Linked DNA regions of Mus musculus: region 2 is linked to region 1. A link is a loop called in an ENCODE intact Hi-C map of the cell type or tissue named here. Cell type or tissue: left cerebral cortex. All regions are shown on one strand. Each heading gives the region's core, and the rest is flanking DNA. Links, peaks and the distances in the headings are about the cores only.

Region 1 (16,345 bases), core at 3,556-11,555:
TCCTTACATGTATATATCTACTTGGCTTCTTTCTCCCTGTATTATCCCATTTTCTGCTTCTTGTTAGCCAAGAACATCCTCCACCCCACCCACCTCCTGCTGTACTGCTCTGTCCAAGCGCAAGGAGCCATGCAACCAGTGGGCCAAATCCTCTGAAGTCCTAAGCAAAATAAGGCTTTCCTTCCAAAAACAAAAAAAAAGACAAATTAGGTGACTAACTGTAACCAGCTTGCTATTGTCACACCAGCCAAGTTATTAGGTTCAGTTGATACAAGTGTGGTCTATTTTATTAGGTTGATGCAAAAGAAATTGTGGTTTTGGGCTGTGAATTTTAAATCGCTGAAGGCTCAAACACATTAACCAAAGTAGGAACCATTACAACCAACATGTCTTCGCCAATAAGAAATGATTGTTTATTTCTGTAGCATAAAACTCTGTGCTTTGCCGGTTATGGTGGCGCAAGCCTTTAGTCCCAGCACTCGGGAGGCAGAGGCCAGCCTGGTCTACAAAGTGAGTTCCAGGACAGCCAGGGCTATACAGAGAAACCCTGTCTCAAAAAACCAACAACAACAACTCTGCGCTTTGGGATTTGACAAACAGACCTGTTTCCTTCACAAACCCTGTGCCTTTTTTCCCACTGTACCTCAGTAGAAGGACTGACTGCGTATTTAATTAAGACAACCCAACACATCCTTGCTTTCTCCATGTATTGCACTCTGTGTTCAGTCTGTTAGCAAGCTCACCTCCATGCGACCTGAAAGCCCTCAGTGCAGCCACCTCTGTACCTTGCCCTGCAATACAAGTTCTGCAGGTCTTTTATTCAATACCTTCCTAACCAGTCTGTCTGCTTCTGTTTTACCTCCCTGAGGGCAGTTAAAGAAATCAGCTATAGTGAACTTCTTCAGTTATAAATCAAATCGTGCCATTTTTATTCAAGATCTTTTATGACTCCCTAGCACACACCTAGAAGAAAATCAATTCTGTTCTTGGTCCATAAATTTGTAATCGATCTGAACCACCTGGCTTCCTCTGAAGCACACTGGACCCTTGGGGTCTTTGCTGATCCCTCTGGCTGGAACACCTTTTCCCAGCTGAGTGCGACTCACATTCTCACCTGAAGTCCTTATTCAGAGGACACCTCAGCAAAGGGGGCTCTCCAAACCCCTGTGGGAAAAGACCACATTCACCCTGTAATAGGAAACTCTGGGAATCTATTTTAACATTATTCCCTTCACAACAGTTTTCATGGCTTTATATTATTTTCTTTTTTTTTCTTTGCTCCCCCACCCACCCCCCAGGGCAGGGTTTCTCTGTGTAGCCCTGGCTGTCCTGGAACTCACTCTGTAGACCAGGCTGGCCTCAAACTCAGAAATCCGCCTGCCTCTGCCTCCCAAGTACCACCACTGACTATTTTCTTTTTTTTAAAAGAATTATGTATACGAGTACACACATGTACTCATACATGTAGCTGTCTTCAGACACACCAGAGAAGGGCATAAGATCCCATTATAGATGGTTGTAAGCCACAATGTGGTTGCTGGGAGTTGAACTTAGGACCTTTGGAAGAGTCAGTGCTCTTAACTGCTGAGCCATCTCTCCAGCCCCTATGATAATTTCTGAGTATCTCTCTCCCTGTGCTCCCAACCATGCACTAAAAAGCTCTGTAAACAAAAGAATCTCAGTTTGTTTTATTCACTCGATGCTGTAGTTCCAAGATCAAGGCCTCTCCTGTACGGTACAATAAATAGTTGCTGATTGACTGAAAGAATGAAGTTGGAAGACAGGACTTTAACTACTTTGCTCATTAGCCTTCTAGGTGAAGATTACATTACAAAGATGAAAAAGGGATAGTTCCTGCCTTCAATAATTTACACTCTAATAATATAGTTAGATTTAAAATATATAATGGAAGCCTAGATAGATAGATGGCTTAGTGGTTAAGTGCATTGTCTACTCTTCCAGAGGACCCAGCACACACATGGCAGTTCATGATTGTAACTCCAGTTTTGGGGGATCTGATGGCCACTCTGGCAAACTGCCCATACATATGAAATTAAATTAAATATATAATTATAGATTAAGTGCTATACAGTAAAACATCTTTTGAAAAATGATACAGACTGAGTGCAGTCATGTGCATCTGTACGCCAATATTGTGGCTAAAGCTGGAGGGTCACTTGAGCCCAACACTTGGAGGCCTGTCCCCTCCCTGCCTCTCTTCCTGTTTGTTTTTTGAGACAGGGTCCTGTATAGCTCACTTGAACTACCGATCCTCTTGCCTCCAACTCTCAAGGGCTGGAATTACAGGTGTGGGCCACCACACTCAGCCTGTGAGACCTCTTCTTGTGAAAATGAAAGCAGAACCAGGTGTGGTGGCACATGCTGTTACTCACAGTGTGCTGGAGGCAGAGGCAGGCAGATGGGTCTCTGAGACTCCAAGGCCAGGTGGAACTACACAGTGAGACCCCGCCTCATAAATAAAGAAATAAAGAAATAAAAGCAGAGTTGGTATCCGTAGATAACTATGTGTTATACCAAAGTGCCATTTGTATAGAGACCTGACTTAGGAGAGATGCAGTGTAATAAACATAGCTGAACATTGCAAGGTAAAACACTGAGCTGGAACATAATATGGTACTCCTGATAGCAAGAAAGGTAATGAGGCTAGAGCAGCTCCAGGCAGCATGGGAAGAGATAAAATCAGAAATAAGATAGGAACCAGATAATGTAGAACCTTGGGAGCTAATTTTGGTTTTAAAAAAAAAAAGATTTAATGCGTGGTGTTTTGCCTCCCTCCATATATGTCTGTGTGCCATTTGTGTGCAATACCTACAAAGCCAGAAGAGGGCATCAGATCTCCTGGAACTGGAGTGTGTTAGCTAGTATGTTGGGTGTTGGGACTTGAAACAGAAGCCTCTTGAAGAGCAGTTAGTGCTCTTAACTGCTGAGCCATCAGTCTAGATAATTTTTTTTTTTCTGTTTTCACCCTTTATTTGGAAAACAGGGCAACATTTAAGTTTTAGATTTTTTAAATGAATTAACATGGTAATAAAAAGTATGGCCTGAATTTGGAGAGTAAGTGGTTTTCCAGTTTGGGGTGCAAGATCATCTCCAAAGGAGAAGAGAACACATACTCAGTGAGCCACCAAGGGGTTGGCTTCCACTCACTGAGGGCAAGCAGTGCAGTCCAGGCTAACCATCCATGATCTTTGTCACAGCAAATCAGAGTCTCCAATTGTTCAAAGTAACTGTAGGTACAAGACAGAAAGCAACTCCAGACTGGCTTATTAATTGATCTGGATGACTATGAAGTGTCCCCCATTCCTGAGGTGCCAAAAATCTTCAGAGTGACTGTTGGAGCAGGGAACCTTTCATGTGCTCCCAGTTGTTATACAGTGCATAGAGACTGGTGAGTGTCAGTCCTGCCAGGCCACCGCGTGCTATTCCTCGAAGACCACCTGTACATTTATACAACATCCCGGTCATGGTTCCAGCTGCTACTGTGTTGAGGTCATCTTCTGCACCCCGTGTTTTCTCAATGATAACACCAAAAGCACTATAGAGCAAAGCCAGGGAGCCTAGAGTATTAGCCCAAAGTGCTCCTTGCCTAGTCACCATATTCAAAATCTGTACATTTCTTGGTTTGGACCAGGCCATGCTCTGGGTTTCCTTCAATCCTAAACGAAGACCGTTCATTGCCCCGAATGCGGCCCCTGTCATGCAACATCCTCCAATGGTAAAGAAAGCTAGTTCAAATCTGCCTCGGGTTTTATTAGCTCCAGTTGGCAAAATAAATTCATCAGTATCCTGAACGAGATAGCGTGGATCCACATTTAAATAAGGAGACAGGGGGTTCATACCAGTCAGCGGGACGCCGGCCAAATCAGCGTTCGAGTAACCCGCTCCTCCGGCTCCGAAGAAGCCAGCTAACCCGCTGGTGGATTTGTTGCTACTTCCTCCGCCACCTTCCATGAGGTCGCAGCAAACGGCGGTGGGCTCGCCACCACCTCCTCAGGCCGGGGACGTATGCTCGGCCCAGTCTAGATAATTTTGACTTTCGTTATGTGATGAGAAAGTAATGGATGTTTTGGGTAGGGGACTATGACCTGACTTACATCTTAAAAGTCACTCAGCTGCCTGACGTTTGCTCGTATGAGGGCACTAATGGAGATAGACAAACTAGCTGGAGTAGTTACTCTCCAAATGGCTGGACAAATTATGTGAGTGAAGCACTGATTTCAGCTTAGAGTTTGAGGGGACATCATTCATCATGATGGGGAGAGCGCGGCAGCTGGAGGCTTGCTGGACACATTGTGTTCAGAAACAGTAATAAATGCTGGTACTCGATTTACTTTCTGTATATTCAGCCAAGCCCCTCAGCTTATGGAATGATGTCACCCACAATTAGGTGGGTCTTCCCACCTCAATTAGCCTAATCTAGGTAATCCCTCACAGGCATGCCTAGAGGCTTGCCTGCTAACTAATTATAGATCTTGTCGAGTTAACAGTATTAATTACCACATGTCTACTTCAGCAAGTAGTCAACAAGAGACAGCTTGGGATAGAATGTATCTGGCAATGGAGCTCAGTTTATAGAGTGCTTGCCTAGTATCCACGAAGGCCTCAGTTTGATTCCCAACAACGAATAAAATCAGACATAGTGGCACATGCCCGACCCTCGGGAGATGGAGGCAGCAGTTTCAGAAGTGAATTTGAAGCTATTCTGAGCTACTCTCGTTCCTGTCTCAAAACACCTGGGAGGAGGGGAATGGTATTGGTATGGGGTAGAGTTGAGGAGTCTGTACTTAGTACCTTAACCTTCTGGTTAAAAGAAAGAGAGGCCGAAGACGTAGTTTGGTTGTTAGGGTACTTGTTCAACATGCCCAAAAGCCCCGTGGCTCCACCTCCAGCACTGCATAAACCAGCAATGGCGATGCTTCCCTGTAATCCCGGCTCTGGAGGTAGAGGCGGGATACAGCCTGGGATGCAGGAGACCCACCTAAAACATCTTCAACAACCTTGGTGTTCTGAGTCACACCAAAGGAAACAGCGCAGGATGAAACTTGGCCTTGCAGGCATCAGGAAGAGTCAGCCTCTGTGGACTGAGTACTGAACATCTGCCCAAAAGTATGTTTACTGATTGTTACACAAGTTGTTCTTTTTTTTTTCCGGGGCAGGGGGGAATAAATTCCTTTATACTAAAGACCCTAAAAAGCTCTATGTTTCCTGAAGAAAACCACCCTACAACTCTAGTCCTTACTGTGTACTGTTTGCAATCCTCGATAATGCAAGGTATTGCAGGTGTGCCAGGACCATCTTGTGACCCAGAAGTCACTGAAAGACTGTAAAGCTCCTTCAGAAGAACAACCCCATAGATGAGAGAAAGCACCTCGGTTTTCTATAAGGATCTTTTTCAAGGTCAAATTACTTCCAAAAAAGCCGGGAAGTGGTGGCGCACGCCTTTAGTCTTGGCACTTGGGAAGCAGAGGCAGGCAGATTTTTGAGTTCAAGGCCAGTCTGGTCTACAAAGTGAGTTCCAGGACAGCCAGGGCAAGGAAACCCTGTCTGGAAAAACAAACAAAACAAAACAAAAACATTACTTCCAGGAAAAAAAACTCTTCATTCTGATGTCTACCCTAAACAGTGAAAAACAATTATTTTATTCTACTGCCTACCCTGGATATAATGATCCTACTAGATTTTTCTGCTACAAATAAGAATGCTCCAGCCTGCTAGCTAGGAGTAATCTGGAATCCTAGAATCCTGGTTAGGTTTCCTTTAGGTGTCAGCAGAAAGTAGTGTACAGAGGTTACCTAAAACCAGCAACCTGCAGAGTTATGTGGCGTATCCATGTTTTAGCTGTATTTTCACAACAGCTAAATTATGAATAAACCTAGATATTTATCAACAGATGAATGAATTAAAGAAAATATAGAATATATACACAATAGGATCCATCAACTATGAAGAATGAAATAGTATTTGCAGATTATAAACAACATAAGTTAGACTCAGAAAGACAAATATGGCATGTCCTCTCCCATATGCAGAATCTGGATTTAAGTTCATGTATACATATGTCTATTAATTACACACACGTATTCATATTTAACAACAAAGTAGACAGGAGACTGAGAGGCAAGGAAGAGATATAAAGAGAGTTGAAGGAAAGCTAAGAAAAGAGAATGGAGTATACACTAGTCACAAAACTTAGTGGTAGTTATTGGAGGAAGGTAACCAAGAAGGGGAAAATGAGTGGGAAGGGGGCCATGAAGAAACAGGCATGACACATACATATGAAAATGCCACATGGAAACCTATTGCGTGTGTGTGTGTGTGTGTGTGTGTGTGTTGGGGATCGGGGAAGGACTTATTCTAGCCCCGAACTTACTATCCGTTGTTCTAGGTTGACCTCCAACTTGTGTATATCCTGTCTCAGCCTCCTGAGTGCTAGTTTGTAACCTGTTAGTTTGTATGCTCATTTAAAAAATTAAACTCTGCAGCGTTGAGCGCCTTTAATCCTAATCCCAGCGCCTGAGAGGCAGAGGCAGGTGGGTGATCTCTGTGAGATCTACAGTTCCAGGACAGCCCGGGTAGAAAGATCCTGTTTCAAATGAATAAATAAATCCTGTTTCTAAGCCGTGTCACTCCCACCCCCAGGTGTGGGGATCAAACTTTTAAAACTTTTAGACCCTTAGGAAGCATTCCAACATCCCCAAACCTTAGTGACTCTTTTAAACAAATGGACAAATGGGTGCTGGCAGAAGGCCTCTTAAGAAGCCATTGAAGGAAATGCAGCTTTGAGCCTGAAAGGAGAAAGGGGTTTTTCTTTAAACAAGGAAACAAACAAACAAAAAAATATGGCAAGAATTAGAACCTCAGGCCTGGAGGACACCTAGAAGTTTGCCTGCCAGAGCCTTTGGAATGAGGTTCATTTTCCGGCACAACTCCAAGGAGCCCCTAGATCGCATGTGTTTTGAATACCAGGAGACAAGCCATCACTCTCAAAGTACGAAAACAACTTGACTCCTCCGCCCCGCGCACGCGCCCCTCGCGGCTTCGGTTGGCCCGAGGCTCCGCCCCTTGTGCGGCCACCGGGAGGGTTGGGAGCCCAGAGCTCGCGGGACCGCTCTCGCTCAGTCTCCTCCAGCACAGCGTCGCAAACCCCGCCGGAAAGCGTGACGGCGCAGGCGCAGGCGCGGAGACCCGAGACGGTGGTGGTGGCTGCCGCTGGCCAGTGTAAGATGGCGGCGGCGTTGGTGGCGGCAGTGGACGGGGCGGCTGGGCCTGGAACAGTCGGAGCATCCGCTGGCAGAAGGATGACCCTAGATGGGAAGCGGGCTGCCGGGCCTCGCCAGCTCCCGTGCTTGTAACTGCCCCAGCCGGACGCCCTCCCCTTGACCTACCGGGTCCGTGTTTCGTCCGGCTCGGCCTGTTCCCCCCTCTCCCTGACCGCTTCCCCGCAGGACAGGCCCGATCCCTTTCCTAAAACTCCCGGACTTTAAGTCTTACTCCCCTCCTCCGAGTCGGTGCTGGGAGGACTCGTCCTCTGCCCGGGTCGGTCCACGGGGTTGCCCCCTAGGGCCAACCCCATGACTCACAGGGGCTTCTCGTTCGTCCGGTGACCCATTCGTAAACTCTCATTTCTCCCTTTATAATTTGGGGACCCGGCTCTGTTGGCGTCTCCTAGTCACTTCAGGGCCACCGCGCAGTGTGCCCCCTTCCCCCATCCCAAGATCTCAGGCCCAGCACCTCGTACGGAAGGCCGAGGTCCAAGAAACTGGCAGTCTGTTCTTGAATGCTTTGTGATCTAGTTCTCTTAATGTACTTCCCCTCCCCGTGTCCCGAAATCTTTTAGGACACCTTAGAACGGTCCCGCTTGGTCCTTATTAGTTGGAAAGCATCTGGCGGCTTGAATTTCTGACTCATGATTGTTGGTGTAGTCTGTAAACAAACCCGCACTAGAGCGATCACATTCTCCCGCGGATTCTCCCCTCCCCCCCCCTGCTCCGGAGTTTGCTTGAGACGGGTGGTTTGGTTTAAGAGTTGAAAAGATACAGGTTTTCCTCATAAGTGACTCTTTAGCCTTGGTGGAGCTGGGAGATAACTTTGCCTGGCGTTTAAATCTTGTGTTAATCCTTTGTGTTTCCATTACGGGCATGGGTTTTGTTCAGTAGTCAGAATTGAGTTAGGTAAGTTGTTTTGGTTTTAAATAGTTGTGAGGAGACTTTAAAAAAAAAAACATTAAAGTGTGGTCATAAATATTTTGGCTACTTTCAGAAGAGACGCCTTTGCCATGTAAACTTTCACTTTTCTCAGTTCTTCAGCGAACCTCCAGACCAGTTTTCTCAGGATCTTGGGCCTGACTTCGGTCGGCGATAAAAGCAGGAAGGTGAGTGGCATTGAAGGCGTTTAATTCCTCAATTCAAGACCCTTTCCTCATGCGAAAGTGCAGACCGCTAAACTCAACAATTGTTACCCCTGTTTCCGCAAGTTTGGATATTGTTAGCAGCTTTGTTACAATTTTGGTTAAATTTCTTACAAATTTAATTGGCTGTATTTTGACCTGCTGCCCGACACTGTTGTTGTGTGTCTTCAAATGGCTTAAGCGTCGAGTGAGCAGTCTGCACCTCGTTTTCTATTCCCCCGTTATTTATTTGCATTGTGTTTTGTCTTCCCGTGGATCTTGTCTTAGACTGTTAAAACATAGAGAACTGGGTTGCCTGAATTCTGTTTAGCCTTTTGTCAAGTCAGATCTGTTCTCCCAAACCCAGAACTTATCATCCATGCCATCTGGAGAGTAATTAACCACTCCTGACTAAAAGCTAGGATCGAAGAGTGAGCCTCCATTTAGTTGGTATCTAAGTCCAGTTAGCCTCAGAGGCACAACTTTTCAAAAGGTAGTGGGATTTCTTTTCTTTCTTTCTTCCTTTCTCTCTCTCTCTCTCCCTTCCTTCCTTTTCTTTTCTTTTCTTTTCTTTTCTTTTCTTTTCTTTTCTTTTCTTTCTTTCTTAAAAGCAGTTCCTTTTGTAGCTAACTTGCAGATTATTGGTCAGTAGAAGAATCATGTGCTTTCAGCAACAAGGAGAGGGAGCCGGAACACAGTTGTCAGTATGGTTCCTACAAGGCTTGTAGATTGCTCGTAGCAGAGGGTAGGACTGTGCTTGAGACTGGCAAGACTTAGTAGAGAAGCCCCCTGACTCTTTAAGGTAGGTTTGACCAATCCTAGTACCTTTGGGATTTGTACTGGGAAAAGTTTGAGAGTGGCTATGCTAAGTTTTGTTCCCCGTGGTGCTCAAAACTAGAAAATGTTCATTATGAAGTAACATAAAAACTTTGAATGCGGATGCATGTATGTAAGATGTAAGAGTAAGCTTTTACATTTTAATTTGGTTTTATGTCTGGGTGTTTTACCTGCATGGCTGTCTGTGCAACGCTTGCATGACTCATGCTGGAGACGATCAGAAGAGGGTCTCAGATCCCTGGAACTGAAGGTATAGGTAGCTGTGAGCTGCCATGTGGGTGCTGTGAACTGAATCTGGGTCCTCTGCAAGAACAGCCAGTACTCTAAAACAGTGAACCATTTCTTTCTTTCTTTCTTTCTTTCTTTCTTTCTTTCTTTCTTTCTTTCTTTCTTTCTTTCTTTCTTTTTTCAAAGATTTATTTCATTTATATGGGTACACTGTAGCTGTCTTCACACACCAGAAGAGGGCACTGGATCCCATTACAGATGGTCGTGAGCCACCATGTGGTTGCTGGGAATTGAACTCAGGACCTCTGGAAGAGCAAGCAGCCAGTGCTCTTCACCGCTGAGTCACCTCCAGCCCCAGTGAACCATTTCTTCAGCTTGTTTATTTGACTTTTGAGACAGGAACTCACTTTATCCCAGGCTGACCTGAAATTTATAATGCACACCAGGCTGGTCTTGCAAACTTGTCTCACCTAGCCTCCTAAGTACTGGTGTACTGGTGTGAGGCACCAATCATAGGTAATACATAACAGGTGTTTGCTTTGTACCCATCTTTCTATTTTGTTTGTTTTCTTTTAAGAACTAGGGCCTAAGAGCCGGCTGTGGTGGCGCACGCCTTTATTCCCAGCACTCGGGAGGCAGAGACAGGCGGATTTCTGAGTTCAAGGCCAGCCTGGTCTACAAAGTGAATTCCAGTACAGCCAGGGCTACACAAAGAAACCCTGTCTTGAAAAACAAAACAAAAACAACAACAACAACAAAAGAACTGGGGCCAAGGCTGATGGTGGTAGTCCATTAGTCCATGCCTTTGATCCCAGCACTTGGAAACAGATGCAGGTGGATCTCTGATTTTGAGGCCAGCATTGTCTACAAAGTGAGTTCCAGGACAGCCAGAGCTACATAGTGAGACCTGTCTCAAACAAAGAAACAAAACTTGGGGTTTTCAGGTAAACTAAGCAAGCTCTCTGCTGCTGGGCCACAGCCTCTGCCCCTCAGATTCATGTTTAAGATTTATGTGCCTGTGTCTGTGTGGGGATGGATGTATGTGAGGGTAGTGCCTGTGGAGGCTAGGACAGAAGAAGGGACCAGATCCTTTGGGGCTGGAGTTAATAGTTGTGAACTGTTGTGTGGCTTCCAGAAACTAAACTCAGAGCCTCTTCGAGAGCAGTAAGCACTTTAATTGCTGTCCCCTCAAATTCAGTTTTATTGTTCATATTATTTGTTTGTTTTGTGAATGTCTTGTAGGATGCCTTCTAAACCTGATTTCTGAGCGTCAGAATAGGAAATGTTTACATATGTGTATTTCTAAATGCTTTTGTTGTTGTTGTTGTTTTCCTTCCCTGAGACAGGGTTTCTCTGTGTAGCCTGGCTGTCCTGGAACTCACTCTGTAAACCAGGCTGGCCTCGAAAAATCCATCTGCTCTGCCTCCCAAGTGCTGGGATTAAAGGCGTGCACCACCACTGCCCATCTCTAAATGTATTCTTAAACTAAATGTCAATTATTTCTTTGTTGGTTGGTTTCTTCCTCTTGGCCTGTTAGCATACCTTACAGAGTATGGTCTCTTTCCTTTCCCTTCTGCTGTAATGGCCACTGGTGCTGCAGCTAGCCACTGAATGCTTAACTTGTGCTACCAAGAGAGACACATTTTTTTTCCCAAGATTATGAGCTCAGAGGTGAGCCTCACCAACAGATTATTAAGAATGTGACAAGGGCTGGGCAGTGGTGGAGCACGCCTTTAATCCCAGCACTTAGTGGGCAGAGGCAGGAGGATTTCTGAATCGAGGCCAGCCTGGTCTGGTATTTCAGAGAGTTCCAGGATAGCCAGGGCTACACAGAGAAACCCTGTCTCGAAAAACAAACAAAACAAAACAAAAAGTGAGAAGGAAATGCTCTTGTTTTTTAACATGAATCAGGGCTAGGAATAAACACTCATCTCTTCTTCTCATGGTTACACCATCTTAAGACAGTTCAGGTAAAGAGTTTTAAATCTTTTTGTTTTGTTTTTCTTTTATATCTGTTTTGGAAGAGTTGAGGGCTCATAAGAGTTGAAGTTTTGATGACAGGACAGTGTAAAGGCAGTGTCATTCACATCAGTGAGGGGAGGGCTGATTAGCTTTTGTCCCTGTCATCCAGGGGACAGATTCTCTGTTGTAATGTCAAGACTCTCGGCAGTGCTCGTGAACTAGGCGCTGTATTTTATGAGATCTGCTTTTTGTGTTTCATGAAGAGGGTGGAGGAGAAAAGGAAATATGTTGGAAGAATAACTTAACTATTCCTTACTGCCTTGTGTACTGGATAAGGACAGCCCACCATTCAATCCCCAGACTTTCAGGAAAGATTTCAGGTGGCATCTTTATATGCATTGAACCTTTTTTTTTTTTTTTTTTTTCTGAGACAGGGTTTCTCTGTGTAGCCTTGGCTGTCCTGGAACTCACTCTGTAGACCAGGCTGGCCTCGAACTCAGAAATCCACCTGCCTCTGCCTTCCGAGTGCTGGGATTAAAGGCGTGCACCACCATGCCCGGCTGCATTGAACCATTCTTAGTCTGTGTATTACAACTGTAAAATTCTTGTCTCTCTAAGGCTATTTCAGAGTTATAATTATTGCCAAAGAACAAGGAGTTTTTATTGTTTTTTTTTCTCTCTCTTTAAGAGTCCCATGTAGCCCAAATTGATCTCAAGTTCAATATATAACTGAGGATGGCCTTGAACTTCTGCTCTTCCTGTCTCTACCTTCCTCATATCATCATAAGCATGTATGCCATCCTGGTTTTATTTACGTGAGACAGGGTCTCACACTAACTCAGCCTCATCCTGAGCTCACTGTGTAACTCAGACTGGAGACCTCACCCTGCGTATTCTGATTCAGTCTCTTGAGTGCTAGGATTATAGGCACGGATGACTACACCTGGCTACGTTCCTGGTCTTTAAAATCAAGTGACTAGCTAAACCATGCTTTCAGAAGACTTCCTACTGTACTGGTTTTGCTGTATAAAAGTTATTCTCACCATGTCCAGGAAATAGCTAGATTATGACAAAGCCACAAGGGTCCCAGGTACTGGGTGTTGTGACATACACCTTTAATCCCAGCAGTCTGGAGGCTGAGGCAGGAGAGTTGTATGGATAGTCAGAGCTATGAAGAGAGACCCTATCTGAAAAGGGATCCAAACTGAAGCTTTTATTATATAACATTGGCATTAGAAGGGTGTTTAAATTTGTTTATTTATGGAGTTGGCTTTTCAGTCTTTGAGATTGAATCTTTCTTTTTTTCTTTTTTTCTTTAAGTAGATTATCAGCAAGCAGAGATAATCTGTTACTCAACTCCCCCATTTAGAACTCAGGTACCCGAGTGAATCAGATCCGTAGCTTGCAGGTCTTCTAACCGTTCGTACAGTAGGCTTCTGTTATTTGGAATTTGGATTTTTTTTCTTGTCAACCATGGAATGAAGATATTAATTGGTAAAGTACAGAATTAAGCAATCCGTAAGCTTTAAATTGTGTGCTTTTCTGAGCTGAAAGATGGGATTTACCCCAGCCTTTCTGGGACCTGGACCATCTTTTTGGGTGCTGTGTCTAAGCTGTCATCACTAACCATCTCTTAGTCACTTTCCCCATTGTCAGGGCACCTGTGCTACTCACATTAGTGTGCATGATAAGTAGATGGCACTCAGTGCAAGGATAGTGATGCCAGCAACTCCGGCTACAAGAGCAGCTGTAAAGGCCTCCTTTAAGTGAAAAGACAAAAGTTCCCAGTAAGGGGAAGGTAGGTATATGCCTGTGATACCAGATACTCAGAAGCCCAAGGCAAGAGAATTTTGAGTTAAAGGCCATCGTCCCTCAATTCTCTCTCCCCCAAAGAAAAGAACAAGAATCTTATGCTATAGTTTCCAAGATGTGCAATAAAGTATTCTCAGAGAGAAAACTTACATTGGTATAATTTTTTTTTAAAGATTTGTAGCCGGGCAGTGGTGGCATTCCTCTTTATTTCCAGTACTTGGGAGTCAGGGGCATGCAGATCTCTTGAGTTTGAGGCCATCTTGGTCTACAGAGTGAGCCAGGACAGCTAGTGTTAAATGGAGAAACCCTGTCTCTAGAAAATAAGAAAATACTTTTTGCTATGTTCATGTGTGTTGTGCAACAAATGTTTTCCTGGGAAGAAACAGCATAGGCCTTACTCAAGCATACCAGCCAGGGGAGCCCAGTCTTGTCTCAAACTACTTGAGAGTAATCTTGAACTTCGAACCTTCTAAGTGCTGCAGTTACTGGCGTGAGCCACCAGTACAGACTTGACTGAGTTAACTGAGTCCTAGTGTTTTATGATCTTTGATGGGGAAGAGAAAGGCTGGCTCCTTGAATAAGAGTGAGTCACTTAGCTGGGCACAGTGGCACACACCTGTTCTCCTAAATCCGCACTCTGGAGGCCAAGGCAGACAGGAAGTTGAGGTCAGTATATGCTACATAATAAGGCCTTGTCTCAGCATCCCCCCCCCCATGTCCCCCCTCAAAATGGCTCCCTAGGTAATTCCATGAGAATAGCTTTTCACTCTCTTTTTCGGAGGAGGGGAGGAATTCAAGACAGGGTTTCTTCTGTATAGCCCTGGCTGTCCTGGAACTCACTTTGTTGACTTATATTGGCCTCGAACCCAGAGATCCGCCTGGCTCTGCCTCTCAAGTGCTGGTCGTTTCCACCAGCGTCTGGCCTAATTTCACTCTTAAGATCTTTTCATAGAATACATTGTCTTTGTGTTTCTTTGAAATGGTGGAAGAGGAAACATGAATCATTAGAAGTCTTTTTTTTTTTTTTAAAGATTTATTTATTTATTATATGTAAGTACACTGTAGCTGTCCTCAGATACTCCAGAAGAGGGCATCAGATTTCATTACAGATGGTTGTGAGCCACCATGTGGTTGCTGGGATTTGAACTCGGGATCGTCAGAAGAGCAGTCGGCGTTCTTAACCACTGAGCCATCTCGCCAGCCCTCATTAGAAGTCTTATGTCCTTGACTTCCCTTACCCTTTCTGTTCACTCTTGCTTTCTAGAAGGATCCTAAGAGTCTTGCCTCAGATTTCCTCTCTTAGCATAGACTCCCTGGTACTGATTGGGTGGGTTTTTGTAAGGTTCAGTTCTCAAGGTATTTGGGCTTGAACTTTCTGTTTAAATAATGTATAAGTCTGTATATCTAGCTCTAATTTATTTCTTCCCAACATTAAACTCTGTTTTTACTTACTCTGTGTGATGTGTATATGTGTGTGTGTGGGTAGACGCTTGCCATGATGGTATGTGAACGCCAGGGACTGATTATCTCATTCCACCATGTGTGTCTTTGGCATCCATCTTGCCAGCCTCTAGTTTATAAGTTCCACATCTACTGCACTGGTTTTCACTACCTTTGTCATCTGTCAACTGGGTTTAATCTTCTGGGTACCAGCTTGTCTCTTGTCACTTTGTTTTATAACTGTTTATGAAGCCTAATACTGTCTGTCCTATAGTGTTTGTCACGGCTCTTCCTTTGTATTTCCACGTGCCACCAGTCCAAGACAGGCTCTCAGTGAGTACATTGGCTTTAAACGTATTTCTCCTTTCATTTCAGACCGCCTTGCTTTTGATACAATAACCTCCCTGATATATCTATCTCACACTCATGTGTGCATGCACGCACACACACACTCCCCAGACCTACGCTCTTCTTTGTTAGCCTCCTGCTTGACCAGCTCTTCATACATTTAGCTAAAGCATATTACACATTTTTCTCAATTTATCAGGTTTGTAACTTCCATTTTATTTTTCCTTGTGGGCTGTCAGACTGTCAGTCATCGACATCTTCCTGTGCTTCGACTCTGTCTTCCTCCTCTTTGAAATGTTATTCTGCCTTCAAAGTACCTCAAAAGCTTGTTTTTCATGGAAGCTTTTCCTTTCTTCTCAAAAGTGAAATAGCACTGTGCTTTCTTTAATGGTAACATTTTATTTGTTTTTATTTTCTTTTTGAGACAGGGTCTCTCTGTATAGCCCAGGCTGGTCTCAAACTTGTGACTTAATGATTGTAGGCTTCAGTCTCTTGTATTTATTTTAATGATCTTGATGTTTGTATCTTTGGGGGGGGGTGTTGTTTTTGTTTTGAGACAGGGTTTCTCTGTGTAGTCCTGGATGTCCTGGAACTCACTCTGTAGACTAGGTTGGCCTCCAACTTAGAAATCCGCCTGCCTCTGCCTCCCAAGTGCTGGGATTAAAGGTGTGCGCCACCACTGCCCGGCACCCAGCATTTCTGTACAGTAGGGATGCCTCATGCAGTCAGATTTTTGGACAATAGGAAATAGGTTAATTTCCCTGATCCTGAAATACCCAGTTTTCCTTCTGTTCCTGAATCCGGTCTACCAAAGGAGAGGGTGTTGTTATTCATCCCATTTAAATATTTAATAATAGAAAGTAGCCCAAAGTCAGTCAGTCTGTCATTCTGTCTGTCTGTCTGTCTGTTTGTCTGTTGAGGTAGGGCCTCACTGTATAGCCTTGGCTGTTATGGAACTCAAAGAGATTCACCTGCCTCTGCCTCTCAAGTGCTAGGATCAAAGGTGTAGACCATTACACCTGGCCCCATTTCATGCAATATGAAGCTCTTGCTTTGGATTTCAGTGCTGTTAGGTTCTCTGGATAGTAAATTAGAATGTGTCTGGCAGTATTAGTAGAAAATTGGCTTGGAGAGTTATTATGAAGATGAAATTACTTAATAGTAATTTAATATTAGACTATTAAAGTGAGTAAGAAAATGAACATTTCCCCTTAATAAATAATTAAGTTTTATTTATTTATTTATTTTGGTTTTTCAAGACAGGGTTTCTCTGTGTAGCCCTGCCTGTCCTGGAACTCAAAATCTGTAGAC
Region 2 (16,345 bases), core at 5,588-13,587, 220 kb after region 1:
CAGAGTATAGTCTTCTGAGGGCCTGGGCATCCTAAGCCTGGGGGAGCCTGCTGGTTCCCTGGAGCCTCTAAAGTTGGAAGTCGGTTAGGTGGTGAGGAGGGGCCAGAAAGCAGACATCCAGGAACTCTGGCCGGCATCCCTTGCTGCATGCTTGCCCTGGCTCTCGGCAGGCTGAGGGGGTTCTGGAGGAAGCCCCATGTTGGGAATGAGGGGGGCTGGGATAGAGCAGTGGATTAGAAGCCCCTAATTCAGAGGCTGTAGTAAATCCTGCCCTGCCAATAACAGTTACCCTAGAGAAAGCAGTAATAAGGTCTTGGTTCAGCTTGAGTGACACTAAGCCCTCTGGGGTACAGAGAGGCAATATGAGCAAAAGTCCCGTGAGAGTTGGAGAGTGCTTCTGGCTTGCTATTAAATAAATGTCAGCCAGCCACCTCACCTTTCCAACTCTTAGCTCCTCTAATTCTGGGGATTTTTTTTTTCTTCAGCTGCAAAGTGCAATCATAATGATGTCTTTATTTGCATAAGGGCCTAGCAGATTTCACATACTTCATTTATCTCTTGTAATCCTGAGCACACAATCAAAGTGTATTGCCTCCTTAGATTAGGAAAGCGAGCCTTAGAGAGATTAAGAGATTGACTGAGGTTCCCATGACTCCTGCCTGACAAAGACCAGAATGACAAACAGTGGCGATGGAGAACAGAAGATTTTTTGGCTGTGACATTGGAAACACTGGAGGAAAAAATTAGACTCCAATTTTTAGCCTAACTCCATTTGAAAATGGGTTTCTGTATCACTGTGTTAGATTCTGAGGCTCAGCCGGAAAAAAAAAAATGTACCTTTATGAATCAGTGATATCTGGTGTGTGTGTGTGTGTGTGTGTGTGTGTGTGTGTGTGTGTGTGTGTGTGAAAATGGCTCATACAGCCTGTATCATTGACATCTATAGCCCAGAATCCATCCCTACATATCAAAATTAAGTCCTTATACACCTGGAACAATTAGATGAATATCAAAAGTACTAGCTTAAATATGTGCCTGAGGTAAAGTCTCTGACTTTGAAAAGCTGTGGCGCAATGTCTCTGGAGCACAGTAGGAGTCTAAATATTTCTGCCTGGGAGCCTGGAGCAGCCTGGGGCAGAGAGACCACTAGGACTAGGGAGGGGCCTTGAGGGGTGAAAAGATTTTAGAGCGAAGAGGGGTGTGGGAGAGAGTTGGGGCAGAGGTGGCTTTCCATGGAGAGAGCTGCAGGGGAACAGGTGAGGAGACAAGTGGGGGAGGGTCGGCAGTGTTCTCCATGGCAGAAACAGGAGCCCAGGGAGAAGGAGAAGCTTCCAGAGAGAGGCGGGGCAGATGGCGGTGGAGGATTCCGGGTACCATGTCAAGCAGTTTTGTCATGAAAGTTCAAATAATTCATTGAACAATCTCAAGCCCGTGCTGAATGATGGACCAGGCTGGGCTGTGGAGCTCTGAGGTAGCTGTGGGGTGGGGGTGGGGGTGGGGAGGAGAGTCTGCGTAGGAGGAACGGGGAGTCGCTGTACCATTTCAGGAGAAAGAGAACACAAGATTGAATGATGGGGACCTCAGAAAATGGGGAGATTCACAGAAAGGCAGAATTGATAAGACCTGGTGACCAATGGGCTGGGGAGCAAGAGAGACCAGATATCCAGCCTGGGCACTGAGTGAACGGATGACAAGTCTCTGAACAAGAGGAAAACACACGAAGGCTGGTGAGCTGGCTTAGTGGGGACCGGAGCCTGCAGCCAGGCCTGGATACCTGAGGAACTGCATGGGGGAGAGAGAACGAACTGACCCTTACAAGTTGTTCTCTGATGTCCACAGGTGTGCTACAGCACCCAGATAAATAAACGTAATAAGCTTTTAAAAAGAGAGGCAGAGGGAACCTAGGAAGTGAGATGTCAGTGAGAAACAAGACTGCATCTCTAGCCCTCCGGAACTCATGAAGAGCTTGTATGTTCGTGACCTCCATGTCGTTAGCCCCCCTTTTGCAGATGAAGGGGCAAGGAAGCTCAGAAACTCTAGTGATTTGCCTAGACTCTTAAAGCCTAGTAGCGCTACAGGTCAGGGTTTCTACCACACTTCATGCAATTGAAGCAGCAAACAAACAGCCAACAACAACAACAACATTCCAAAGAGTGTGTCAGGAAGGGACCACCTGTCATCAGTCTCCAATGCTGGGCTTGAGAACTGAGAAAACGCCCTTAGAGTTAACAAACGGAACACATCTCCGACCTTGGAGAGAACTTCCCGGTTGGCCCAGAGTGGCTGCATGGATCAAACAGAAGCGGTCTAAAGTTGTGTAGGTGCTTCCCCGAAGGCAAATTTTCTGCTCTCCTGAGGTGGTTGCTACTATTACTTGAATTGCTAGTGTTATTGAACCATTTCCTATAGATGCTCTGTGATCTGTTTAATTTTTAATTTGCAGTTACATGTAGTCCAACCTAGCTGCAAAAGGAGTGGGTTAGTGTGTGGGTAGAGGGTAGGAGACGCTGAGGGCACCCTGCCAGACTAGGGAGCCCTGCCCCCTGGTGGCCAGGACTTAAACCTGCAGCCTAGGAGAATGGTAGGTCAAGGCCAAACTTGAAGTTTGTAGTTTTGAAGTTCTCTCCCATCTCTGAGATGGGGGGTTTATCTGATACATAAATAAGTTTTATTACTTCAATCAATAGCATTAAACAGAAGTTGGACTAGAATCTATGGAGTTCAAGGTTAGACTGTGACTGATTTGAGATCTAAGGCAGAGGCGACCCACAAAGGAGAGATCTAGAACAGATATGTTGCTTAGCATCCAGTTTCTTCCTAACTCAACCTAGACTTTAGCTTTCCCCCAGTGTCCCTGGGAACGGTTCCAGTGTCTCATATCTTACTGATAGAAAATATAAGACGGGCTCTTGCTTAGTGGATAGAGTGCTTGCCCGGCATGCACAAATCCCCCAAACACCACATTAGTGGATTCTGCTCAACTGCAACCCTGGCATTTGGGTGATAGAGGCAAGAGTCATCTTTAGCCGCATTATGAGTTCAAGGACAGCCTGAACTACATAAGATCCTTCTCCCTCTCTCGGGGGGTGTCTTAGGGGGAATGGAGTTTTTCCTATTCAGTGTTTCCTGCTAAATCATTCTGTTAGTTGACTTTTCTGACTTTTCCATTGAGGCAAAGGAAGATGGGTTAACGACTCCAAGCAAATGTCCCGAGGTGAAGATTCACACGGGGCCAGGTTTGGAGACTCTCCGGACCATTGGAGCTGAGACTAATGAGGAGGCAGTGGTACAGCTCTGTCCTCAGTTGAACTCTACACGGTGCCAAGTCCTCACAAAGGACTAGTTTACTGAAGAGCTCAGGATGTGCAGTTCTGTAGACGCAGACAACAGCTAAGAGCAGATACCATGTCTGGACCACACAAATCAGGGAGGAAGTGTGCTGAAGGTGATGTGGGAGATTGAGAGGTACACAAGGAGGTCGTGTGCCACGGACGGGGTCATCCTCCCTTTTCAGCCAGGGACAGCGGGTTCTCTGAGATGCCACCCTCTGGAGTCCCCTGCAGGGAATGTGGTTCCCTTCCTGAAGGGGGTCAGAAGGCATTGTCTGGGGAACAAGCTGAAGGAAGGGCCAGGGGTCCTGATCAGCCCACACTGACAGACAGTGGTGGTGTCTAAACTCAGGAGAACATCTGACATGGCCTCATGTCTTTGTCCCTCCCACTCTTGACTGGAAAGCACAGGGCGGGTGGGGGTGGAGTGGGTCAGGAGGGCCAGCGAGAGGTCACAGACTCCCAGGAAGTACTTTGAAGGCTTTAAGCCTTCCTTCTGATCAAACTATGAGAACTTTCCAAACGTTGACACAAGGGAAGAAAAGCCTATTCTTCCCTGGGCCAGGACATTGGTGTCAGGCTGAGGCTAGAGGATAGGAGGGCCAGGGGGAAGGAGGCTCCAGGGTGGGGGACAGAGGCAGCGGTGACTCAGCTGGGAAGGCAGGCCCCCGGACACAGACACTGCCCCCTTTTCCCTCACCTCCAGATTTGTGTGCATCTGGCTCCATTTCTATTTGTCTGTTTTCACTGGGGAAAGGATAGGAGAGATTGATGAATAGCGACAATAAGCTTTGAAAGAGCCCACATCCAAGTCCATTCTTCTAACCTCGAGGACTTACATAACCCCGGGAGCTTTTCTCGTTACCCTTTCCTTTTCTACCCTCTCCTTTCTCTTCTCTTCCTCTCTTTCACTAAGAACATTTGGAAGCCCAGAAATACTTCTTTTTAGACCTAGCCACTTTCCCCCCAGGAGGTCTCTAAGATCACTATTTAAGTGGGATTTGGCATTCAAAGAAGAGATGATACGGTGGTAAGAGGGGCCTGAGTCGCTGTTTCCTTTGCCCAGTGGGAGGAATGGAACCAGACCTCATTAGCCGGATGGCAAGGTCTTTTGGTTTGTTTGTTTCTGAGATAGATTCCTTCTGTATAGCCCAGGCTGTATAGCCTCAAATTCACCATCCTCCTGCCTCAGCTTCTGGAATGCTGGCACCACAGGCATGGGCCACCATCTCACCAGATGGGGAGTTTTACAAGAGAAAGTGTCTTTCCTTTCTTCTAATGCAACAGAGCCAAACTGACTCAGCAGTCTGTTCTGAGTGACAGAGGACAGGAAGGTGTCCGTGAAGAGCCACAGGTGCCATGCTTTGGACTGTGTCGGTCCTAAGTAATGTAATGGTTTCATGTTATCCTACTGTCCTTTGCTTATACAATATTAAATATTATTTTTCTAAGATCTCTATAGTCTAGATCCACAGAGAATATGCTGGGGTGAATCCTGAGGCTACCGGTGTCTCTGGGTGCAGACAGGTGTGTGCTAGAGCGGAGGCATTGAGGGTTTGCTACAACCTCCTTCTTCCACAATGAAAGCTATGGCGGCTTAGAGAGCGAAGAGCTTATCCAAGTTCCCAGAGTCTGGAAGAGTGAAGACCAGCATTCAGTTGTCTGCGTCCCAGGGCAGTGCATTTTCCCAGCAGGCAGAGCTGGGTCAGTTCCCAGGCTGGACCTTACTCATCCTGTGTCCGACGATTTCACTTCATCTCCAGAACACGCCGCATGAACACATGCCTAGGACATTGATTTAAAATGCACATTATCTAAAGTTGACCTGCCCACGGGTTGTGTTGGTGGGCTTGTATTCGTTACAGAGCTTATTGCTGTGACCAAATAGCTGGCAAGAAGCAACTTAGGAGGAGAGAGTTTCGTTTATTCTATCTCTGACATTGCCAGTGCTGTATGCTCCTGTTCACTATTCTCCCCTCATTGGGTGCACTATCTTTTGGTTTTTCATACAAAACCCAATCGAATTTTGCCCATCCTTTAGACCCCGAGTCATCTCTCTCTTCTCTTCTCCCAAAGAGACATTTGGGCATAGCGGGAAAAGTTCCAATCCTGGCTGCTCTTTACATTTCCTGGTCCAGATGAAAACCATTACGGTTATATATGGTGGTTTGTAAATCATATTAACGAAATCATTAGTCATTATTAGTTTTTATTAATGTTATATTTATTATTATTAATAACAAAAACATAGTTAAAGTGTTAGTGCTCGGTCCCTCACCTACTGCACACTAGGTGCTTGGTATTAGTTATCCCCCAGTGCTCATCCCTTGGGCTACGGGCATCCTTCCCCTCCCTCACACATACTGAGCTGTGCATCCCTGGTCCTGCCTGTTTTATCATTGATTCCCACGTTAGGCTCTGAGGTCTTCAAGGAAAGGAATTTATATCTTTGTCATCTCCATAACTCCAGTGCTTTGTTTAGAATCTGGTACTCAGGAGATACTGAAAAGAAATTTATTAGACAAGTGCATGAAGACCAAACGCACACTGCACACGCAGTGAGCAGCAACATTACAGATTAAAAAAAACTTTGGGTTTTTTACTTATACTTATTAGTAATTCTAATGAACTATCTGGGGTTTCCATGTGTATGAGGGGGAAAAAATTCACAGGGAAAATCAAGAGAAGACACTAACAAGAAGGGAGGAGGAGAAGGTCCGCCAGGCCCTGGGCCAGAGTTCCATTCCTTGTACATAGAACAAAAGGTTCCATGGTCCCTCTGCCCTACTGTGCTGGCAGCATCTTCTTGTCCTCTTAGATGGGCCTCTACACCTAGAAAGGGCTGTGCCATCTTCTGTTCATTAATTCCTTTTCAAAATGCTTCCTGGGCCCTCTCTATGCATCACATAATTGTTAGCCATATCCGTTGACTTTATGTTGCTCTGACAAAAACAAACAAACAAACAAACAAAAACTTTACAGGATGAAACGTTCGAATTGTAGTTAGAGCTGTTTCAGTCCTGGTGGTTGCTCTTTTCAGTCCTTTGTTGCTCTTAGGCCAGTGGTGTGGCAGAAGCATCATGGTGGAAGCCTATGGAGGAAGAAAATTGCTCACTTCAGGGAAACGGGGGAAGTACAGAGGGAGGTTTGGGGGACATGATATGGTCATGCCCCAATGATCTGCTTCTAACTAGGCCCCACCTCTTAACTCCCAGTTAATCAATCCACTGATGAATCCAATCACTCACATGTCAAGTCTCTACCTCTGAACACTGCTGTGTTGGGGACCAGAGCCTTCAATACATGCCTTTTCTTGGGAGAATATTTGGTATCTCCATCACAAGATACTAGAAACAAGATATGGTAGATCTAGGTGCTTCCTTCAGTAAACTTGTTTTTACTCAATAGATACATATACCTGGCAAGTCGGGAATAGGCTGTGGTTTTCAGTGGAGGTTTTATGGAATGGGGGTCATGAACTCAGGTAGCGTGGAAGACAGAAAAAGGATAGGCGAAGGCAAGAAAGCAAGAAAGCCTGTATGAGCACAGAAAGGCTTCAACTACATGGCGTCCGTTTGCTTGAGTATGCCCCAAGAAAAGGGGAGTAGGAAACAAGGCTTGGAAGGAGGGTTGGCAGTGATCACATAACTCGTCAGGTGGAGACTAAGTCTGGTCTCTCTTTGGTCACCAGTGAAATACTTTCTTTGAACTGGAGAAGGAACTGGGACACATACAGTGTGATGAGAACGTGGTGCATCTGGAGTCAGAAGACCCTGATCGTGAATCCAGTTCCATGATTGACCGAGTCATATCTTGCTGAGCCTCAGTTTCCTTGATTATAAAATAAGAACGATGATTTTTTTTTCTTTCGGTGCTTGGGGTCAGACCCAGAGCCTCAGCCATGCGAGGCAGGCACTTTAGTCTTTCAACTCTGTCACCTCCCCAGCCTCGGGACCCTGATTTGACCCTCTCCTAGGAATGCCATGAGCAGGAAAGGTGCGCTCTTTGGAAAATATCAGATCAGCGTTCATTGGTTCATCATCAGAAGTGTAATGAAGAGTAACATGGTAGGGCTGGAGAGATGGCTCAGCGGTTAAGAACACTGACTGCTCTTCCGAAGGTCCTGAGTTCAAATCCCATCAACCACATGATGGCTCACAACCATCTGTAGAGCTACAGTGCACTCATATACATAAAATGAGTAACATGCTAACAATGTAGGATGAGTTACAGGGGGAAAAATGGAGATATGAGACAAATCGTAGGCGCTTCAGTGGCTCCTTAAGGCCCTGGAGGACGGGAATGAAGTAGAAAGAAGGAAGCATAGGAACACATCCACAGCACCGGGCTGAGGAGGAAGGAGAGTCTGAAGTGGGTCTAGAACTTGAGTGTGAGGAGCTGGGAGGGCCAAGGCACCTTTAATGATTTAGGGAACAGTGAGAGACTGTCTGCGGTTGGAAATGAGTGAGTTTAGTGCTCACGTGGGAAGCTCCTTCCACTTGGGTTGCTTTTGCTACAGAGTAAGCTCTGTCTTTGGGTTGAAAGGACTTTTTCCCCACGTGGTAGGTTTCAGGAAATGGTACCATTCATCCCCTGCCTTTCCACCTGCTGTCCCTGGTGTGGAGTTGAACCATCCTTTCTAGCCACCTAGAAAGATAATAGAACATAGTACACGTCAGGGCTAATTAATCAACTCAATTAAAAATTTTGAGACATGATTTCCCCGTAGCCCAGGCTGGCCTTAAATTTACTTCATAGCCCATGATAACCTTGAACCTCTGATTCTCCTGTCTCTATCTTCCTGAGACTGAGATTACAACTGTGCTACCATTCCTGGTTAATGCAGTGTTGGGGAATCAAGCCCAGGGCCTCCTGCATGCTATGCAAGCCCTCTGCTAATTTAACTCCCCTCCCAGCTCCCATCTACAGCGAACTAAAAGACCCACTCTCTTACCATGCTCCTGAAAAAAAAAGAAAGAAAAGAAAAAGAAAACAAACAAACAAAACAACCCAAAAGCAAACAAACAAAAACCCAGCAGACCCATACAAGGGCTAGCATTGACGTCTTTAAGCTGTCGTTCCTCTACTTTCTGAAAAAATCTGCAAGCATCTGCAACATCAGTCATGCCTGAGTGAACCTGGATCCCCTTCTTCCCTGCCATGGCTCCTCCTGAAGGGCTACATCAAAGCGGCAGCCTCACTCAGACCTGTCCAGACAGATGACGCCTTCAGTCATCTCCTCCTCGGTCTTCAAAACCATACTTGCTTCTGGTGAAACAGATGTAAGCATATTCCCTGGCCTTCAATTAAGAGTTCACAGATGGCAAACAACGGCAAATAAACACTGCAAAGCACTATGGTGTTAGAAAGTAGAAACTGGGCCAGGGCATGCTTAGAAAGTGCATGTCAGAAGGAGTAGGAGTCTAGAGAAAAGCTACTTCTTTGAGGGCCATGAAGGCATGCAAAGGCATCTCTAGCACTTGGTCCAGGCTTTGTCAGGTAGGCAGGAGGTCGTCAGACAGCCAGAGATGTGAGCAAAACAAAAGAAGCTCCAAAGGTAGAAAGAATCAGACAGTACGCTTTTCTGCAGAGCCGGTGTCTAAGGATGTGTGGAAGACTGTCAAGGGTAAGGACGAGGAGTAAGTAGAAGCCAGGGTTTATGGCACATGCTCTTAGTCCCAGCACTTGGGAGGTAGAGGTGGACAAATTCTCTTTAAGTCCAACCTGGTCTACAGAGTGAGTTCCGGGATAGCCAGGGCTACACAGAGAAACCCTATCTTGAAAAACAAAACAGAAGAGGAAGAGCAGGAAGAGGAGGAGGAGGGGGGAGAAGGAGGAGGAGGCAGTAGCAGGCAGTGGCGGCAGCAGTAGCAGGCAGAGACTAAATCATGGAGGATCTTGAATGCTATACCAAAGGCTTGCAGTTTATCTTCAAAACAATGAGGGACCTTGGCCAATTTTAGTCACAAGAACGGTGTCTTGTCTCATGAGCAATCAAGCACTCGAGAAAGGTTCTGATAAATCCATTCATTCCGAAGCACAAGTCACTGGCACAAAATAAAAGTGCTTGTAGGTAAGGAAACCCGGCTTTAGGGGAAGCTGACAGTGTGAAACAGAAGATAGGCACGGAGCTTGCTGGAGAAATGAACATCACTATCCTTTTGGAAACGAATTAGCTCACTTCTTAGAGGGCAAAGGTGGTAGATAGCCTAGTCCAATCTCACTGTTCAAGCTGTTCAGTAGAACGCCGACCCCAGTGCGCCGCTGGCACTGTTTTGGAGAAATTGCGCCCTCTAGAGGAAAAAGGATGTGTGGCTTTTGGTAGGGCAGCAACAAACCACTTTCAGAACTTTGGCTGGCTTTCTTTCCCCAGAGGCCAGGCCAGCTTGGGGGTGGAGTGTGCTGATTGTTTATCTGTTTCTGAGTCTGGCCACCCCTGAGAACAAAGTGGCCTGGCTGTAGGAGGTGGCATAACAGCTGGGAACTTTGGATAACAGCTGGAGGTGGCAAATACAAGGGCTGGCAATGGTAGACACAACAGTCAGAGGCGGTAAATACAGCAGCCAGAGGCAACAAAAAACTTAACTAGTAGCCAAAATCTAGTCCGTAGCCTCAATCTGCTCTCTCAAAGCCCCAGGCTCTGTCTTCTCTGTCTGGTTGAAGCTCCTCTGTTCAAGGAACCAGTTGTGGATCAGAAGCCAAAAGACCTGGGTTTGGCTTCCCATTTGACCACTAAATTTGCTTTGAGTGATTTTCTCTGAGCCTTAGTTTCTAACGTTGTCTTCTTTCCTGTCTACTTCATAGTGTGTGTGTGTGGGGGTGGGGGGAGTCAGATTACATATTTTATAAAGTAGTAACTAATCATGGACTTAGGAAGGATAAGCTAGGTTTTTGAGAGCCTCCATTCTTCCTGATAGGTAGAACCCCCTTTTACTACAAAGCAAGAATTTAGGTGAGAGAGATCCCTGAACGTTACCACAGAAAGCTCAGGGATAGAGCTGGGGAGAAGGAAGCAGGCACCCTGATGCTGCCCATAGGTGTGGCTGAACGCTTCATCTTTCTATATCCATTGAGAGCTTGTTTCGTAGATGGAGATGAACCCTCTGACAATACTGCATAACTTCTCCTTGAGCATCCGGGGACAGTATGTTCTTTCTAGGGACTCTTCCCATCTGTACCATCCTGTACAGTAGTGTTCTTTTTCCACTATAACCCTGGAATCTCTCTCCCTGGAGTTTGAGCACCCTGCTCCTGTTTGTTCTTGGAGCTCAGAACCTTCATCCATGCGACAAATTTTCAAGCCCAGTATTCTGTACACATGTGTTCTTTCTTTCAGACCACCTCTTGACAAAATCCATCCGTTCCCTTTATCCACTACCCACGTGATCTGGTCCTGATTTATGATGATGATGATGTATCTCGATTGCTGCTTGAGATGAACGGAGCAGAGTGGAATCAGTTACCTCTTTAGTTCAGGGACTTCATTCAACCAAAGTGGCTTAAGATTGTGTTGCTTTTTCGGCAGCCAAAATACGTGAATAACTCATACTGGATTTTTTTTTTCTAAAATGTTTAAGTCTCTCCTTTCCCCCCATGGTAATGTGACTAACTTAGATCTCCGTAGTCTTAAACTTTCTCAGATAATTTTTGGACTCAAGCACATACCCCCAGCTTTTATCCCTTTTGTTAGATTTGCCTCGCTCATCTGGTTCTTTTTGGATCCCAGTTCTGCCCAGCCCTTGCAACCTGTCCTGGGTTTGTGTCATCCACATGATTGATAGCCACAGTGTTCTCTAGTTTTGAATGGAATCAGTGTTAAGAGCATTGAGTAGGGCAAAATAAAGAATAAATCTCTCTGCTACATCAATAGAAAGTGAATTCTGGCCTACTGGGGTCTACTCACTAGCACCACTGAATTTTAAAAACCACCTAATTGTATTACCCTCTAGCCATTCTTCTCTATCTTATCCCCAAAGAGATAATGATAGATTTTTGTCCCAAAACTTGCTGAAGCTTTAGTTACACATTATCTGTATTTTGTTGGCTTGCCAATTTAATAACCTCATCATAAGAGGAAATTAAGTTACTTTGATATGACTCAATCTTAGTAAACCCACAGAGGGTTTTACCGAGAACTTTTCTTCTTGTTCTGTCTAGTTACACATAATCTCCATATTTTATCTGAGAATTTTTCTTAGGATCGCTATCACCTGTTTGTCTATATCTTTTGAAGTATATTTTATTTTTATTTTTGAAAATTGAAATTATATCCTCTCATCTCTAACTGTGCAGTCAAAAGTCTTATGTACAGGTTCCACATCCTTAAGAGTTTGAGGATCAGGGCTGGAGAGATGGCTCAGCAGTTAAGACCCCTGACTGCTCTTCCAGAGGTCTTGAGTTCAATTCCAAACAACCACATGGTGGCTCACAACCATCTGTAATGGGATCCGATGCTCTCTTCTAGTGTGTCTGAAGACAGCTGCAGTGTACTCATATAAATAAAATAAGTAAATCTAAAAAAGTTTGAGGAGCAAACATTCTTTTGTGCAGACTCTACCATGGTGTACACATGCACACACACACAGACACACACACACACAGACACACACACACAAGTTGTGGTGGGAAGTTGTTATTATTAGCACTTTTGAGTATTGAGCAGGGCTTTATTTAAATTCCAAAACTGAAATTATTCAGAGCTGTAGTGCTTCCTTCTTGCTTCAGAGGAACCAAGGCCATAGGGCAGTGAAGAGCACTGGGGGGTCTGGCTGAGTAGCAGTCTTCCGTGGACAAACACTTCAAATGGTCTCCGGGCTGGTAAAATGGGCAGGCTGGCTCTGGAGGTTCCCAGGGCCCTCATTCATTGGTGATCTTTGGTTCGGTTCCCTGCGTGGGCAGGAGTTTATGGACAGGCTCATATGACTTAGACTCTTCCAGAGACAAGGTAGTGGGAGAATGGAATGATGATGAGATGCAACGGTTCAGACATATGAGGTGGGGGTGCGATGGGCTGTTCCGATACCCAAAGATCCCCAAGTCCCAGAAAGCATCTGCATTCTTCTCAGGAGTTCCAGATGTCAGACTCAGAGTCTAAATGACTAAGTTTTTCTCTACTGGAAAAGTACAAAGTTACTTTTGGGGCAGGAATGCCAGGCACCTTGTATTATGTGAATGGTCTCCTCTTTCAATCCCTTGTCCCACTTTCTACTATCAGGACAAATAGGCATCTTGAATTTGAGCCTGTGAAGACATAGCTACTAACGACTATGGAGTCCACCCTCGCTTCATTCACTCAAGGCAGTTTTGCTGCCTACAACCCGGTGTCACCTCCAACCCATAGAGAGATGCCTTGGGGCTGGCGGGAAGCAGCAGCCTAGTGCTTCCTTCCTGCTTCCTGCTTTTGCTCAGACCCCGTCTGTGCTCTCTCCAACATCAGCCTAGACCCTGACCCAGATGCCACGTCTCCTTGGTAGTGCAAACAAATGATGACAGTAATGGTGGCAGTGAAGGAAGGAGCCTGGATGCCCGCAGGGTGGAAGGATGCATTCCTTCTGCCATTTTCTCCCCAGTGGCCATTGACTTGGGGTTAAGAGAGACAGTAGTGAAATTGAAGACACATACACATCTTAAGCAGTACTATCCTAGAAAGATTTCAGTGGGATATATTTTTTTTGCTTTAATGTTCATTCGAAGGGAGGGGTTTTTATTATAAGTTAGGTATCTCCACAGGAGTGGTTGTGTGGGTGGGTGGGTGGAGGTGTGGGAGTGGGTGTGCGTGTACATGGACACACACGTGTTCAATGGAGATCAGTAGAGCTCTCGTCCCTCCCATTCCTCCTTTCAGCAACCTGTGAACTTCTTTACTCTTTCTTCTCTGCTACACCTCTTCCCCAAATCACAGAGCTCATTTCACTGCATTGCATGTATTGCAATTATGTGTCTAATTCACATGGGTCTGCCGGGGTGGGGGTGGGGGTGGGTGGGGGGGTGTCTTAGCAGGAATGATGTTGTTTTCATGTTTGACTTATAGGACCTCACGCTGTCCCGGGCATTTAACAAGGGCTCTGCAAATATTTGCTAAGATCAATGCCATCAAAAGGAAGGTTAGAGGCTGGCTAGATGACACTCACGCAGCAAGGAAAGGCATTTGCCACCAGGCTTGACCACCTGTGTTCAATTCCCAGGGCCCACATGGCAGGACAAAACAAAAATCCTGCAGTTTGCCCTCAGCAGTGACACTGAAGCACCCCACCACCTCCAACATGAATGTAACACATTTTTAAAAGGACGTTAGTTAGTTTCTCTTCTCACTGGGTGGCGGCTAGGAATTAGCTGGATTTTGGCAATAACTTTCTATATGCCATTTTACTTCCTGCAGATGACGTCGGTCGCTAAGGTCTATTACAGTCAGACGACTCAGACAGAGAGCCGCCCCCTAGTGGCCCCAGGAATACGCCGGAGGAGGGTCCTCACGAAAGACGGCCGGAGCAATGTGAGAATGGAGCACATTGCTGACAAACGTTTCCTCTACCTCAAGGATCTATGGACGACCTTCATTGACATGCAATGGCGCTACAAGCTTCTGCTCTTCTCTGCAACCTTTGCAGGCACGTGGTTCCTCTTTGGTGTGGTGTGGTATCTGGTAGCTGTGGCCCATGGGGACCTGTTGGAGCTGGGACCTCCTGCCAACCACACGCCTTGTGTGGTGCAGGTGCACACGCTCACCGGAGCCTTCCTCTTCTCCCTGGAATCCCAGACCACCATCGGCTATGGCTTCCGCTACATCAGTGAGGAATGCCCACTGGCCATCGTGCTTCTTATTGCGCAGCTGGTGCTCACCACCATTCTGGAAATCTTCATCACAGGTACCTTCCTTGCAAAGATTGCCCGGCCTAAGAAGAGGGCCGAGACGATCCGCTTCAGCCAGCATGCCGTTGTGGCTTCCCATAACGGGAAGCCTTGCCTTATGATCCGGGTTGCCAATATGCGGAAGAGTCTCCTCATTGGATGCCAGGTGACAGGCAAACTGCTTCAAACGCACCAGACAAAGGAGGGTGAGAATATTCGGCTCAACCAGGTCAACGTGACTTTCCAAGTAGACACAGCCTCAGACAGCCCCTTTCTCATCCTACCCCTGACTTTCTACCACGTGGTAGATGAGACCAGCCCCTTAAAAGATCTCCCGCTCCGCAGTGGGGAGGGGGACTTTGAGCTGGTGCTGATCCTGAGTGGGACAGTGGAGTCCACCAGTGCCACCTGCCAAGTTCGCACTTCCTACCTACCGGAGGAGATCCTCTGGGGTTACGAGTTCACGCCTGCGATCTCACTGTCAGCCAGTGGCAAATACATAGCTGACTTCAGCCTTTTCGACCAGGTTGTGAAAGTGGCATCTCCCAGTGGTCTCCGCGATAGCACCGTACGCTATGGAGACCCCGAGAAGCTCAAGTTGGAGGAGTCATTAAGAGAGCAAGCTGAAAAGGAAGGCAGTGCCCTTAGTGTGCGCATCAGCAACGTCTGATATCCTGTTCTCTCCTCCCCAGCCCTCTGGCCTTTTCCTCTTCCAGTGCTCTGGGAAAAGGATACAATCTGGGTTCGCTGGAGAGACCCTGAAGCACCCACCCTCAACTTCCCCTTAGCCCGGTGGCCTGTGAGCAGTCGGGGCCTGCTGGAGCCCTTCCTTTTCCTCTCACTGTCCCCTTGTACCTTCCTCTACCACTACACCAATGTATATGACTCTTAAGCCAGCTTGGGGGAAAGAGAGGGAAGATGAGGCTGACATGGCTTGGAAGGCCGCAGCCATGCTTGGAGATTCACATTCAGAGGACCATGTGACTGGATGGATAGACTCCCCCCCAAACGCCCACCACTAGAAAATTTGATGGCTTGAGACTGGAGCTTCCTCCTTTTCTCTTCCATCTAGCTAAGTTCCCTGAGGCAGAACTCTCTCAGAGAGTCACTCTATGGGCTCTGCCCTCAGAAGTACTGGGATCTGAAATCAGTTTTCCCTGGGCTATCAAATCCTGAAGAAAGAAGCCAGAGTTTGTCATGGTGTTTTAATTTCAGCTGGTAACTCCTGACAGAGCCTGGACTCTTGGTCACCACCTAATTTTCCCTCTCCAGTTCTCAAGTGGATCTTCTCAGCAAAGCCGGTTCTCTCTCAGCTTCTGTTTCTGTAGAACTGGGGTTGACTCGAGAAACACAAGCAGCCACCTTTCCTGCACCCATCCTGGATTCTGAGAAATTCAATTTTGGAAATACTGTCTAATACTCTGGCCCTGTCCTTTGGGCAGCTCTGTCCTGAAAAGATATGTTTTAGTGTTTCCTGGGAATAGGAAGACCTTAACCAATGCTCTCTCTCTCTCTCTCTCTCTCTCTCTCTCTCTCTCTCTCTCTCTCCCTCCCTCCCTCCCTCCCTCCCTCCCTCCCTCCCTCCCTCCCTCTCTCTCTCTCTCTCTCTCTCTCTCTCTCTCTCTCTTTCATGGGCTGTCCTTGAATTTACTATGTAGACTAGGCTGGCCTTGAACTCACAGATACCTAGCTGCCTCCGTCTCCCATATACTGGGATTAAAGGCATGAACCACTATGCCAAGCCCCCAATGTTCTCTTGAATAAGTCCATTGCACATACCTCACGAAAATATCTAAAACCATCCAGATTACACTGTACCAGTTCCATTGCTTCCTTTTCTCCCACCCCAGACCTTCCCTTAACTCAACCTTTTGAAGTAAGAGAGGGAAACATGGTCATTTGCCTTTCTTAACATCGATCTATTAAAACTAGTCACAGGGCACAGATTCCCCAGGAAAGCTGAACCCACTTCTCAGATTTCCAGATTGCTGTACAGAGCCTCGGGGAATTTGTGATGTTTTGTTATGGTTTGGGCTGAGGCAGAACTCTGGCTGACAGCCACTATTTTGTTCCATCTCCTGGTGCCCTTCTGAGAAGTGCCAGCTATTTTATGAGGCAATGCTGAGAGGAGAGGAACTTACATTCTGATCTCTGCCATTCTGACACCT

Evidence for each region. Peaks named below come from ENCODE experiments on the same cell type or tissue, not always from the same donor. Only the 100,000 strongest peaks of a DNase experiment are listed, where the experiment ranks them.
Region 2: a loop joins it to region 1, with 2.9 times the contacts of the local background. A loop is called at or near these places in 1 of 42 quality-filtered maps.

What each region holds. Positions count from the first base shown.
Region 1 is chr1:172,140,930-172,157,274 of GRCm38, forward strand. It overlaps Dcaf8 (DDB1 and CUL4 associated factor 8), which reads left to right and starts at 7,086. Exons shown (of 14, transcript NM_001357204.1): 1 at 7,086-7,409; 2 at 8,320-8,392. It also overlaps the pseudogene Gm10171. In left cerebral cortex, for the core only: no CTCF peak of the experiment used is centred there; DNase peaks (open chromatin) are centred at 6,563, 7,126, 7,800 and 8,589; H3K4me3 peaks cover 2,366 bases; H3K27ac peaks cover 1,807 bases.
Region 2 is chr1:172,355,214-172,371,558 of GRCm38, forward strand. Kcnj10 (potassium inwardly-rectifying channel, subfamily J, member 10) reads left to right here. Exons shown (of 2, transcript NM_001039484.1): 2 at 13,708-16,345. The coding sequence starts at 13,708. The coding sequence ends at 14,847. Among named protein-coding and RNA genes, the nearest start is that of Pigm, 13 kb to the right of the region's middle. In left cerebral cortex, for the core only: a CTCF peak has its summit at 9,621 (motif pointing left); a DNase peak (open chromatin) is centred at 9,628.